3 separate regions of the Homo sapiens genome follow, and all the other regions are linked to region 1. Evidence: chromatin contacts called from ENCODE Hi-C or POLR2A ChIA-PET data. All regions are on one chromosome and are shown on one strand. Each heading gives the region's core, a stretch centred on a gene start or an enhancer-like site at or near the end of the contact. The rest is flanking DNA. Distances are from core to core; before and after follow the strand shown. Region 1 holds the start of ARMC2 (armadillo repeat containing 2). Region 2 holds the start of ARMC2-AS1 (ARMC2 antisense RNA 1). Region 3 holds the start of LINC00222 (long intergenic non-protein coding RNA 222).

Region 1 (4,009 bases), core at 85-2,584:
AATTAAATGATATAATACATGTAAAGTGCGTTAGCACAGTGCTTTAAAAATGTTAACATTTTAAAATATGGCCCTTAAAGATGTTAACAATTATTGCCCAAGTGCTACATGATAAAAGGATACAGCAAAATCATTTCCACGAATGAAAAACTACATTTAAAAAAAGAAATTGCAAAAGAGAGAATGACGTTTGTTCAGTGTTTCTATACATAAGTTTTTTTTTATTATTATACTTTAAGTTCTAGGGTACATGTGCACAATGTACAGGTTTGATACATAGGTATACATGTGCCATGTTGGTTTGCTGCACCCATCAACTCGTCATTTACATTACGTACTTCTCCTTTTAAAAGGTGGGTGGTGGTACTTGCCTTTATGAAAACAGATAATTTTTATTAAGCATTTTATTGAATATCAGCTATGCCAAATCAACATCAACAACCAGAATCCCATAGATTAAGAAACCAGGATAAATATAATAAATGGTGCTTGCTTTTCAACCAAATTAAAGTATAATTATTATAAATCAGGGTGGGACGTAAGATCTGTTGTGTTACTTGTGGGAATGGATCACAAAAGGCATTATGTATACACTCCATGATTTTAAAGTATGTTAAATATTGTTACACATACGTTTTTATTTATTGAGGCCCTGTTGCCTGGAAGTGCCCAGATATAAACTGTATGACTCTGGCCCGGTCACCGCCTGCCTAGACAAAGCCCCTTAGTCTACCACTCTCATTCAACAAATATTACTGGGCTTCTTATTAAGCACCACGCACTTGGCTAAGTGCGACAGTACATAAATAAAAGACAACCGCTCCGGACCCCTGACAGCATGCACAGGGCACTCATCGTCTCTCTACCCCATCCGAGGACACACAGGCGGACGACGGCAGGAAGGGTCCCTGGGGAGCCGCTGGGGACACCTCACCTCCCGCTCGGACAGCGGCTCCCCCACCCACGGCAGTGCCCGCTCCTCCACGGTCCCGGCCAGGGCAGGGCGCAGCAGCATCCTCACCCCGCCCGGCCACCCTCCCACTTCGCCCCGCAGCCAGCGTCTCCATGGTAACCGTACACAAACTACCTCCCGCCGCCGCCCCGGCAGCCAGACCGCAGGGCCAGGCCGCTGCAGGGCGGGAGAGGCGGGCCGGGGAATGAGCTTGGCGAGGGCTCAGGGAAGGAGGCTTCCGACCTGACCCAAAGCACCTGTGATGAGCACTGGAGATAGCAGCGGCTGCGAGGTTCAATTCATCCTCCGGCTCTCCCCGGGTAGCGGCCAGGGATGCAGCGCTGGCGCGGGCGGGGTAACCCCACGACGCCGCTCGGCCACTGGGCCTGCGCGGGTCCCGCCAACGCATGCGTAGAAGCTCCGAGGCGTGGCGACGGCCGGAGCGGGTGGGAGGAGCCTGGAGAGGGCTGTAGGCCGGGAGGTCAGATCAGAGCAGGCGTCGTGGGCGGGTGTCCGCTTTTCGTTTAGCAATTTGCCGAACCACATTTGTTGCTCCCCTGCCGGATCCCAGCACCTCTGTTAAATAACAGCAGGCAGGACGGAAGCTTAATGCTTGTGGGTAAGAAGGATTTACTGGCTCAGGTTAGGGCTCTGTATAACCTGGAGCCACTTGCTGAGCTTCTGTTTCCTCCGATGTCAAGTGGCAGGAAATATTAATAATAGTACCTAGGTAGGTCTTGGGCTGTTATGAAGACTGCATGAGAAAATAGATGTAAAGCGCTATGCACGTGGCAATCAACGAATATTAAACTGTTGGCTGTTATTAAGCCCTTGCATTTGTACAGCCCTTCAGTTCGCAGAGTGTATGCACGTAATCGTACCTTCTGAGTCTGAGGTAGGCAGCCTGGCGTCCCCATCCACAGGAGAGGAACTGGGGGCCTGAGGTGTAGTGAGCAGGAGAAGGAGATTCCAGTCTAGGTCTCCCGTGGCCAATCGTTTTTTGTTCGTGCATCATCACAGTTGAACGGCAAAAAGCACTCCATTTATGTGTTTCTAGTTTAAATTCCCTTTTCTCCTGTTAGACCATTTAGCAACACTGTACAGTGTTAAATAAAAGTGAGATCATAAGCACTCTCCATTCAGGTTTGCACCACGTTTTATAAATATGGAGATTTTCCAGCTGAAGTGCTATTTGTCATCAACACTGGGAAAATGCCACTTCCCTTGGTGCTAAGCATCTTGTAAAGAATAATTAAATTGAAAATATTTTTGAGCACATACTATGTGTAAGGCATCGTGCCAGGTGGGAAATTATACTAACCTGAACTAAAGGAATGTAAATATTCTTCAAAATACTCAAGAGGATTTCAAACATAACAGAAAATAAATACCTATTCGTTGATTGGATAATTTTAGGACCCGAAACAGCCCTGGATTTTTCTGCTCATTCTTAGATAACTGACAGTCTTGTTGTAACTAAATCTCAACCACAGCTTCATTTCAAAACTATAATGTTGGGTGCAAGATATAAACAAATGCATCAAACTTCAAAAAGTCTTCCTCCCCCATTCCAGCCCCAGGCTTAAGGTCTCTAGCTGGCCTTCCCTGAAGGGGTGCACTAGGCTTAGGCTTGTCCCCGACCCCCACCCGCCCCTCTATTCACTAGAGGTTGTTTAAGGCCCAGCTTGGATCAAACTGGCAGTGAGGAGGAGGAGGAGAAGGAAGGAGATGGAGCATTTCTTCCTGGAGTTGAGCAGCTTCAAGCTTGCTGTGCTGGCTTATGGTTAAAGCAGCTCATGTAGGTCTTTCCTGGTCCTTTGTAGTCTCCCACTGATGGGGACCTCCCTCCTGGGGGCTTCTGGAAATCCTAAAAACCCAGGGTTTATTCCACCTTTCAGTGCCCCTTTAGATAGGTCCCAAGGGAAACCCTACACATCTGTTACCCTAGTGATTCTGAGAGCTCAGGCTTGTCTGGGTGCAGCCCCTTCTAGGCTGCCATAGGAGGGAGCTTTAGCTTACCCAGGAGTGAGTCAGGCTCCAGTTCTCCAGGCCACCTAACTACAGTCTCTGGCAGTCCCAGGCCCCTGGGGAAGCCCCTCTCGCTGGCTTGAGATGAAGGGCATAGCACCCCACACTCCTTTCTCCAAAGAAGTTTCCCCACACATCTTCCCTTTCCACTCTCTGACCCCTTATTTTTAGCCTCAGCCTGGGTGAGAGGCTGAGGGGGTTTTAGGTTTCTTTGTAACCTGCCCTATGGAGACTCTGCCTCACCTCACTTGGAACTGATGATTACATAATTACCATCTCAGTGGAAACATCAACCTAAAAACCTCTGGTACAGCCAATTACTAGCTGTGGTCTTGCACCCTAGGATCTTGGTCTAAAATAGACCATAAGCAAGCTACTGGAACCCGATGCTACCCAACTCAGCTGGCCAGGAAATATCTGCCGGGCAAATTAGCACAATTGAAAAGAATGACATGGGCAGAATTAGAGGAAGCAGTTATTTGAAGCAATGAAGCTCCCCAACTTACCTCACTGAAGGACGCTATATGAGAAAATACTTAGGCTGTCAACAGCAGTGGCGTATTATACTGACCTGGCTGTTTCTCCACAGCTACCTGATGGCTATTTCACATCGGTTTTGTAAGTGGCATTGCTTTAGAAACAAAACTGTTGACATGTTTCACACACTTTAGAGAGATTAAAGAGGAAGACAAAGTATTATAAGTATCTGACATTTATAAAGCACTTTATGGTTCCCAAATTGCTTTTATTTGGAACACTTCACTTCTTTTGTCTAATTTGGAGTTTACAATAAGCCTGGAAAGTAGGTATCTCAATTTGAGATGGAAGAAAACTGAGGTTCAGGGAGGTGAAGTGATCAGCCCACAGGCACATAGCTAGTAAAAGGACCTTCAGATCTGGGATTCTTGATGCCCAAGTTCAGTACGCCATGCTGCTATTATACATGCATTTTGCCCCCAGCATGGAAAGGTACTTTCTAGGCTACTGAAGGTGTCAAGCTATGCTCTTTATTTCCTCCTCTCACTTATC
Region 2 (3,937 bases), core at 136-2,635, 76 kb before region 1:
GTTTACTATCTGTCTACTCCTCCAGACTAGACGCTTCAGTGAAGGCATAAACCTTGTTCATCCTTTTCACCATTGTACATCCAGCTCCAAGTCCAGTGCCTGGTACATGGTGGGCGCTCAATAGGCATTTATTAATGGAATGAATGAAGGGGTGGACATCTACAAAGGAAAGACTGGGATATCAGAACACCATGGGCTAAGCAGACAATATCTCTGAGGTAGACAGATTTTAAGATTTTTTTTGAAAGCAGAGGAGTAAAAAATAATGGATGAAAGAAAAATGGACTCTGTAGTTACCCAGCTCAGGCTAACTTGTCTATGTTTAAGACCTTTCAGAGGCCGATCAGTCGCTTCCTCTTCCGTGTTAACAAAGCATCCTGTTCCTGCCTCTATAACCCCCATCCATCACAGAATAAAAAATAACGGATGAAAGAAAAATGAACTCTCTGGAAGGGGACCAGCCTCTGTGTATTTGTTCTCTAGCCTATCTCATTTCTGACAGCAGCTCCTTCCCAAGCTCCTAAACTCCCGGGCCCCACCCCTTTCCCCACCTGACTGGTCACACGTTCACCCCTTCTCTCCATCACCAGCGTCACTGGTTCAGTTTAAGCTCACTTCATCTCTTACCCAAACTCTACAGCCCCCTGGATGGGCTCCTTCCACAGTTTGCCCCCATAGCTGCTCACTGCTGCCAGAGGGGGCATCTCAAAGCTCCGCCTTCCCTGCTCAAAGGCCTCCTGCGACTTCCGGCCCAGCCAGTAGCACCCATAGCCTAAAGGTTCCTCAGTCTCTGAAGTGTGGTTTATCCCTCCAAACTCATCTCCTTTGCCTCGGCACCACCCTGGCCATCTTTCAGACTCTGCACCACATGAGGTCCTCAACCCTTCATGACGCCATGCCTTTGAATAGGCGGCTTCCTCCGCCCAGAGTGCCCTCGATTACACTTTGCCACCCCTTCTCCCCCGGGCCATCTCCTGCTCATTTTTTTCTTTTTTCTTTTTCGAGACAGAGTCTCGATCTCGGCTCACTGCAACCTCCGCCTCCTGGGTTCAAGCGATTCTCCTGCCTCAGCCTCCCGAGTAGCTGGGATTACAGGCAAGCACCACCACACCCTGCTAATTTTTGTATTTTTAGTAGAGACAGGGTTTTGCCATGTTGGCCAGGCTGGTCTTGAACTCCTGACCTCAAGTGATCCGCCCGCCTCGGCCTCCCAAAGTGCTGGGATCACAGACATGATCCACCGCGCCCGGCCTCCTGCTCATTTTTCAAAACCCAGCTCAAGATAACTTCTCTGTGAAGTCCTTTCCGAGGCTGATCAGTCACTTCCTCTCCTTCCTCTTCCGTGTTACCAAAGCATCCTGTTCCTGCCTCTACAACCCCCATCACAGAAGCATTGTCACTTGTCTTCAGGCATCTTCTCTCCCATGGTGAGCTCCTCTAGGGTACAAACCACTTCTTATTCCTCTTTCTATTCAGAGGACAACAAATGTGCTCATAAAAAGCTCTTAAATGTTCAGCTACTGGAGGGCTGGAAGAGTGAATGAGAAGGGGAAGGAGGAGGGGAATGAGGAGGGGGAAGAAAGAAAGAAGGGACAGGAGCGACAAAAGAGAGGTTTTTCCCTTTAAGACACCTCTGGCAAGAAAGTGCGGGAGCTTAGCAGAGGCCTGGGTGAACCAGGGCCTAAAACCCTGAGGGAGAAGGATCAGGAAAAGGCCACCACGCAGATGCAGCTCTGAAGGCCCTGTATCTTGAGAGACTTGTCACCAACCTCTGAGAGCCACCAATCTCACTGTGGGATGATGGTGGGGCCCTGAATGCTCAGACCAGTGGCCTTTTCTGGAAAAAATGCAGGAAAAAAAAAAAAAAAAGGGTGTGGGGAGGAGAGTCTAGCTAAATCATGTGGTCACAGTAAAGGCAAGTTCCAAGTCAACCCATTTAACTGAATTTTGCTCCTACTTTTGAATTCATTATATACAAGTGAAAATTAAAAAAAAGAAAACAAGAACTCTCAGTTGAACAGAGATAAATCTGTGAAAATTATCAATGAGTTCTGTGCTCTACAGCAGGGTCTTTATTTCCCACCCTCAAGAAAAGCCCACCCACTGGGCCCTCCCCCAAAGCAGGAGTTAACCAAAGCCCAAGCTTCATGCTTGGAGGTGTGCATCCATTTCTTTCTTAACTTTCTATTCTAATTTATATTATCTATAAATGCACAAACTTAAACACACATTTTTCTTTTTTATTGTATATAATCTTTCAAACCACCTCAAATCCCTTACTTAAAAAAAGTCTTGTTTAGTCTCTAAAGGACTTAGTAGAGAAATTCTCAACCTCTTAAGTAGCATTTCACCAAGAAATAGCACACTGAAAAACACAAGTTTTAATTCCTATCTTTTCCCCCATCTCTTAACTTGCAATCCTGTGGGACTTGCAATCCTGAAGGCAGCCCATAGGAAGAAGAAAAAAGAGAAGAAAATGACACTGATAATCCACAAAGAGGACTAATACAAATGTAAGTTTCCTTGCTTATTAGCAATTGTTAGGTGATGTTTAGGACAAAAGGGGACCTAAGGTTTTGGTAAATACCCAGGAAGAAACATTCCATTTTGCTTCTGGTTACCAATCTACTACTGAAAAATGACTGAGCTACACTTGACAACTTTCTGGTGCTCACTTTTCTGAGAAAGCTTCTTTCCATGTTCCCCAAATTATTTGATCATAACAGGTACCACCCTCAGTCAGGGAAAACACCTGGAGACTTGGCAAAGCTACCCAGCTCACATTGAATTATGTAAGCCTCAAAGTTTTCATTGTGTAGTCAGTATTGGGAGACCCATTTTAAAGGGAAAAAATGTACTAAGAAGAAATTAGATCATTTATAAATGCACAACTACATTTTAATACAGTAAAATGAGAACTCAAAAGCTTTAGCTTCTGTTTTTTTCAAGTTGACTATAGGTACTTAATTATCAATTTCAAATTGTGTTTTCAACTATTAATTAATTGAGAAACCTTAGCAAACACAGGAAATATTTGTCTTAAAATATGGGGCTGGGCCCAGTGGCTCAGGTCTGTAATCCCAGCGACTCTCATGGCTGAGGCAGGAGAATCGCCTGAACCCCAGAGGCTGAGGCTGCAGTGAGCCATGCCTTTGATCGCACCACCGCACTCCAACCTGAGTGACACAGTGAGACTCTGTCTCAAGAAAAAAAAAAGGGTGGGGGGGCCCTCCGGACTTGGATCACTGGACTTGAGGACACAACACAGGCCCAGCAGCTGTGGTCTCATTCCTGCGTTCTCTACTGCAGTGGGTGGGTGCGAGGTGGGGCAACCTCCACACACACTGATCATGTCCAGAGTGGACGGCCCTCTCTTTTCCCTCTGTGCCCTTCCTCCATCAGAGTACTCTGTCCTCAAGGAACTCACCAGATTCTGCTCTAGAAGGCAACCTGCCATCAGAGCTGCCCCAGATCAGAGGAGCTTGTGACTCATTGAAGCTCAGAAGTCTATCAGCTCCCAGGTAGGCTAGTGCCCTGGCCTCAGTTTCTTGGTCTATTGCCTCCCTACTCTATTTGGCACTGGTCTCTAAAAGCATTTTGCAATCATCTGGAATATCCACAACTGAAATCCCTCGAGCTTTGTCTCAACTTAACTGCCAACTGCAAAATTGTTGACTTCCCACTGATGATGTAAAAGAATAAACGCAGCCGCCAGAGACCACAAACAGTGTGAAATGATTTATGACTAAAGCCACTATTTTCCAACCTCAGCTAAGCCATCTCCCTCTATTAATAAAGGCAGATTCATTTCTTTGAACTTGTGCCCAATTGAGGCCACATATATGCCAAAACCAGAGCCTGTGTGGTAACCCAAGAAGTTTCATATTGTCTCATATATGATTTGTACAGTTCTGGCTGAGACAAAAGAAACCAATGA
Region 3 (3,715 bases), core at 253-2,752, 97 kb after region 1:
AGCCAGTTTTACTCTTGCGGGAAGTTGGCAGAATTGCAAACTTGACTGCTGAGCTTCGGATGGGTCATGAAATTTTTAGTCTCTAAATCTTGCTTTTCCAGGGGTTAGATATTTAAAACATTTCTTCTTCCTAATGGTATCTTTCAATCACGCAAATTACCACAAGTACACAAGAGCAAAGACGATCGCATTCTGTGTCAGTGTTTTGTTTGCATTGTGAGAGGCTGATAATGTGGGAGGAAGTTTGTGTAGTGACTGTCTGGGTTCAGATCCTGGCTCTGTCACTTATTTGCTGTGTGAATTGACAAATGTAAACTGATTAGTATGGTGCCAGGAACAGATGCTATTATTATTCAGCAACTAGCCTGAATGTAATCATGTACTTGTTTACCTTTGTAGCTTCTTAAGGGCTAATCCTTAAGGGTTAAATGCTGCAGGGATCTGTTATGTGTTTGCCCAGTTAAGTTCTGGGCAAGGAAAAGGCCTGGGTGTTCTGCATGGCTCCCTTCCCTCTTCCACCTATACATCCCATAACCAGCATCTTCTACAGTGCAGGGGACAGGCCTACTGGCCCATGGTTAGTTGCTGGCCCACCTGTGAGAACGCAGGAAAGTCTGAAAGACGGCAGAATTGAGAGGCCTCAGTTTGGAGCTTTTCTTTTTACTTCTCTGCAGGGCTGGTAGGATTGCAACCTTACAGAACTGCAGTCTATCAGAGGCATCCAATTGTTTGTACATCTGCTCAAAAAGCAGCTTGCTCTTGGGGAAAGAGATGAACAGGCCTGGCCTGGCCCTTTGTGACACCAAAGAGGCTAGCACTGCTCTTGGGAGCCCTGCCCAGTGGTCTGGCCTTGGGAGCTGCCAGCTACACGGAGAGAGTTGGATCCTCTCCACGTAATGAAATTGACTCAAAAAGAACAAAGTTGCTCTCAACACCTGCTCACCCTCGCACAGCTCTGAAGGCCAAGAGGGGAATGGGTAATTGCAGACCACAGGCAATGACAGAAAAAGAAGGGGGAAAAATCAGCAGCCACTAGTTTAGCATATTCTCCTTCATTTCATGGGGGGAGATCAATGCAGACCTCACCATGCCTGTCTCCAGAGAGCTGGAAACAGTGGAATGGCTCAAAGGGCAGCAGGAGAGAAAGGACTGAGGGATCTGGAAAAGCAGCCCCAGAATGGTCTCCTTTTTATGTAAGCTAGCTTGGAATGGGTTTCTATGACTTGTACCCACTCTTATTTGCAATACATTTTGTGAGAAAGGCAACATGGACACCTTGGCACAAGAAGAACAGCAGTCCACTCACCATTTCAGAAGAGCTGCAAGGTGGCTTCAGGGTTCTTGGGGCACCAGAGGCAGCCTAGCCCCAGTCACCCACGGAGCCCTCCAGCCTACTTTTGCTCACTTTGTTTGGCTGCATTGCCCAGCAGTGGCCAACCTCCATGGAGTCCACATGATCAAACTCACAGAAGGCAGCAAAGATGGGGACACTAGGAAAGGAGGTCCTCAAAATTGAATCTTCCTCTTTCGCTGACTATTGTAATCACACCACTAGATGTTGCCAAATGTTTGTAGAAGGCACTTCTCCTGGTACCTGCCCAGCTCACACCCACAGGATGGACAAAGAATGGTCAAGTTTATTCTGTGTGACCCCTATCCATATTCATGACTCACTGGACAACACGTGTCCACACCCAGCCCAGTTGAACCAACTGAATTAGGACCTGGCGTAGACGTCTGGGCTCATGGCTTGAATGAAGGCTATGTAGTCACAGGAGCCATGGGGTATCCCTGCTTGGCCCTGCAAGCCAGAACAATGGAAGCCACTCTGGAGAGAGAGAGACAGAGATGAAAACAGATGGAAAAGCAGCGAGAAGCCACGGGAGTGAGCTGCCTGCATTCCCCGCTCTCCAGACCCGGGTTCTGGATCCAGCCTCACCTCCTGCCATAGTTTCCGAGAGGTATCCCAGTCTCCTTTCAACTCAGTGTCTTCCTTTTTGCTTACTTGATTGGGTTTCTATTACGTGCATCCAGAATAGTTTCCACTAAGGCAGTGATTCACAGTTTACTGAACGCTTTCACATGTTATCCTGTTTGGATTTTGCTTCGCACGCTACTCCAGGGAGAAGGCAAGGGAGGCATCATCATCATCTGCATTTTATGGTCAAAGACGTCCAGGCAATGACTGCTCAAGGTCTCCTAGGCAGGGAGGCAGGTCTTTGACCCAGACACAGCATCATCTCCACTGCACCACACCCTCTTGACATTGGAGGTGTACTTCCAGGAAAAGGGACTCTGGCGCCAAGGTATAATTGGAAGAGAGATGCTGCATTCCTAAGCACAAGCGCATATTTCAAGGGGAAAATAGGAGCTTCAGCTTGATAATTCATGCCACAGCTTTCATGAGACTGACTCTGTAAACAAAGTGTATTGAGAACGGGAAACCAGGCGTGGAATTTGTGGTGGAGAATACTCCCCCTTATAAAAATATGTGAAGCTTATAATATCATATTATTTTAGCATTTGTCATACTTCTTTCTCTCTTTCTCGAGGGCACCAGTGAACAATGGACAGGTAGGTTACATTTCTCTTCTCCACCTTTGCCTAGTCATCACTGACAGTTTCCACCCAAAGTAGATTAGCTAGGAAACTGACACTCTTGCCACACACACATGTGCATGTGAATGTACTCCAACACACGTGCACACACACATGCTTGCTTGTGGATACCACCTTCTAAAAACAGCTCTATTGAGATATAAATTCAGATACCATATAATTCCTTCATTTAAAATGCACACTGTGATTTTTGGCATATTACATCATTTAAAATGGTTACATAACATACAACTTGCCATTTTAACTATTTTTAGTGGTATTAATTACATTCACAATGTCGTGCATGACATTGCAATACAATCATTAAAACCATCTATTTCAAATGGATGCTATTTTTTTTGGTCCCTCTCTTTTTCCCTTTCTCTCTTCCTCCTTCCTTTCTCTTATGTTTATTTTTCAGTTTTTTAGGAGACAGGGAAAGTCCATCTCGCCTCCAGCCCTGGCCTTCCCCATGCATGCAAATCCCCACTGCTCTTCTTGACACTCCTCTACTTATCCAACCTAGGCTCAAACTGGAAGGCAAGACCTGATCATATGACCTGATCATATGTGAGTTTCTGTCTGCACCCAAGTCTCTAGGACACAGAGGGAACATCTTGCTTCTGGGACATTCCTCAGGTGCTGAGCTCCCCTGCCTGAAGGGAGCTGCTTGAGGACTGAGCTGTGCATCTTCATTCTGGACCCTGGTCTTTGCTACAGGGGCTCAGTGATGTCTGCAGAGTGGCCTTGGGGGCCCCTACATTGTCTGGCCCAGATGCAAGCGCCTGCTGATGTTCCACAAGGAATCTCTCCCCAGACCAATGTTAGGTTTGGATGTTTTCTTCTTTCTCGTCATCTCCTTTGCTTCCTGTTACTTTTTACCCTCCTAAAAAGTGTGAAGAAAGAACCTGCTGAAAATTCCATCTGATTGGGTCTAATAAGAGCTCAGCATTTGATGCTTTCCCCCATGGCTGGTGGGGGAAAGTTTGCTCCTGAACAGTGTTAAGTTCTGGACCCTTACTTCTGTGTTCTAGGAGGGCAACCCCCTTCCCCACCCACCCAGTAATCCACTCAGAGGGAAGAGAAGGAAGGATGAATGGCTTTTCAGAAGAGAAAG

What was found. A loop is a pair of places that touch in the nucleus more often than their neighbours do. ChIA-PET counts read pairs that join two places held with the same protein, here RNA polymerase II (POLR2A). Pooled maps may share reads with other maps.
Region 2: a pooled map shows a loop between it and region 1 (3-fold over the local background). The contact joins the promoter of ARMC2-AS1 here to the promoter of ARMC2 in region 1. A Hi-C loop is called at or near these places in 1 of 168 maps with a recorded cell type or tissue (heart right ventricle) and 3 of 50 pooled maps. POLR2A ChIA-PET finds 5 or more read pairs at or near these places in 9 of 52 experiments (A673, BJ, HEK293T and 5 more).
Region 3: POLR2A ChIA-PET joins it to region 1 with 13 read pairs in HCT116. The contact joins the promoter of LINC00222 here to the promoter of ARMC2 in region 1. A Hi-C loop is called at or near these places in 2 of 168 maps with a recorded cell type or tissue (PC-9 and endothelial cell of umbilical vein) and 1 of 50 pooled maps. POLR2A ChIA-PET finds 5 or more read pairs at or near these places in 3 of 52 experiments (HCT116, PC-9 and WTC11).

The regions. Positions count from the first base shown.
Region 1 is chr6:108,845,747-108,849,755 of GRCh38, reverse strand. ARMC2 (armadillo repeat containing 2) reads right to left here and starts at 1,334. Exons shown (of 18, transcript NM_032131.6): 1 at 1,210-1,334. RefSeq lists a silencer at 977-1,076.
Region 2 is chr6:108,921,551-108,925,487 of GRCh38, reverse strand. It overlaps ARMC2-AS1 (ARMC2 antisense RNA 1), which reads left to right and starts at 1,385. Exons shown (of 3, transcript NR_104137.1): 1 at 1,385-1,427; 2 at 2,444-2,513. The region is part of intron 10 of ARMC2 (armadillo repeat containing 2); the gene reads right to left.
Region 3 is chr6:108,749,441-108,753,155 of GRCh38, reverse strand. It overlaps LINC00222 (long intergenic non-protein coding RNA 222), which reads right to left and starts at 1,502. Exons shown (of 5, transcript NR_033376.1): 1 at 1,307-1,502.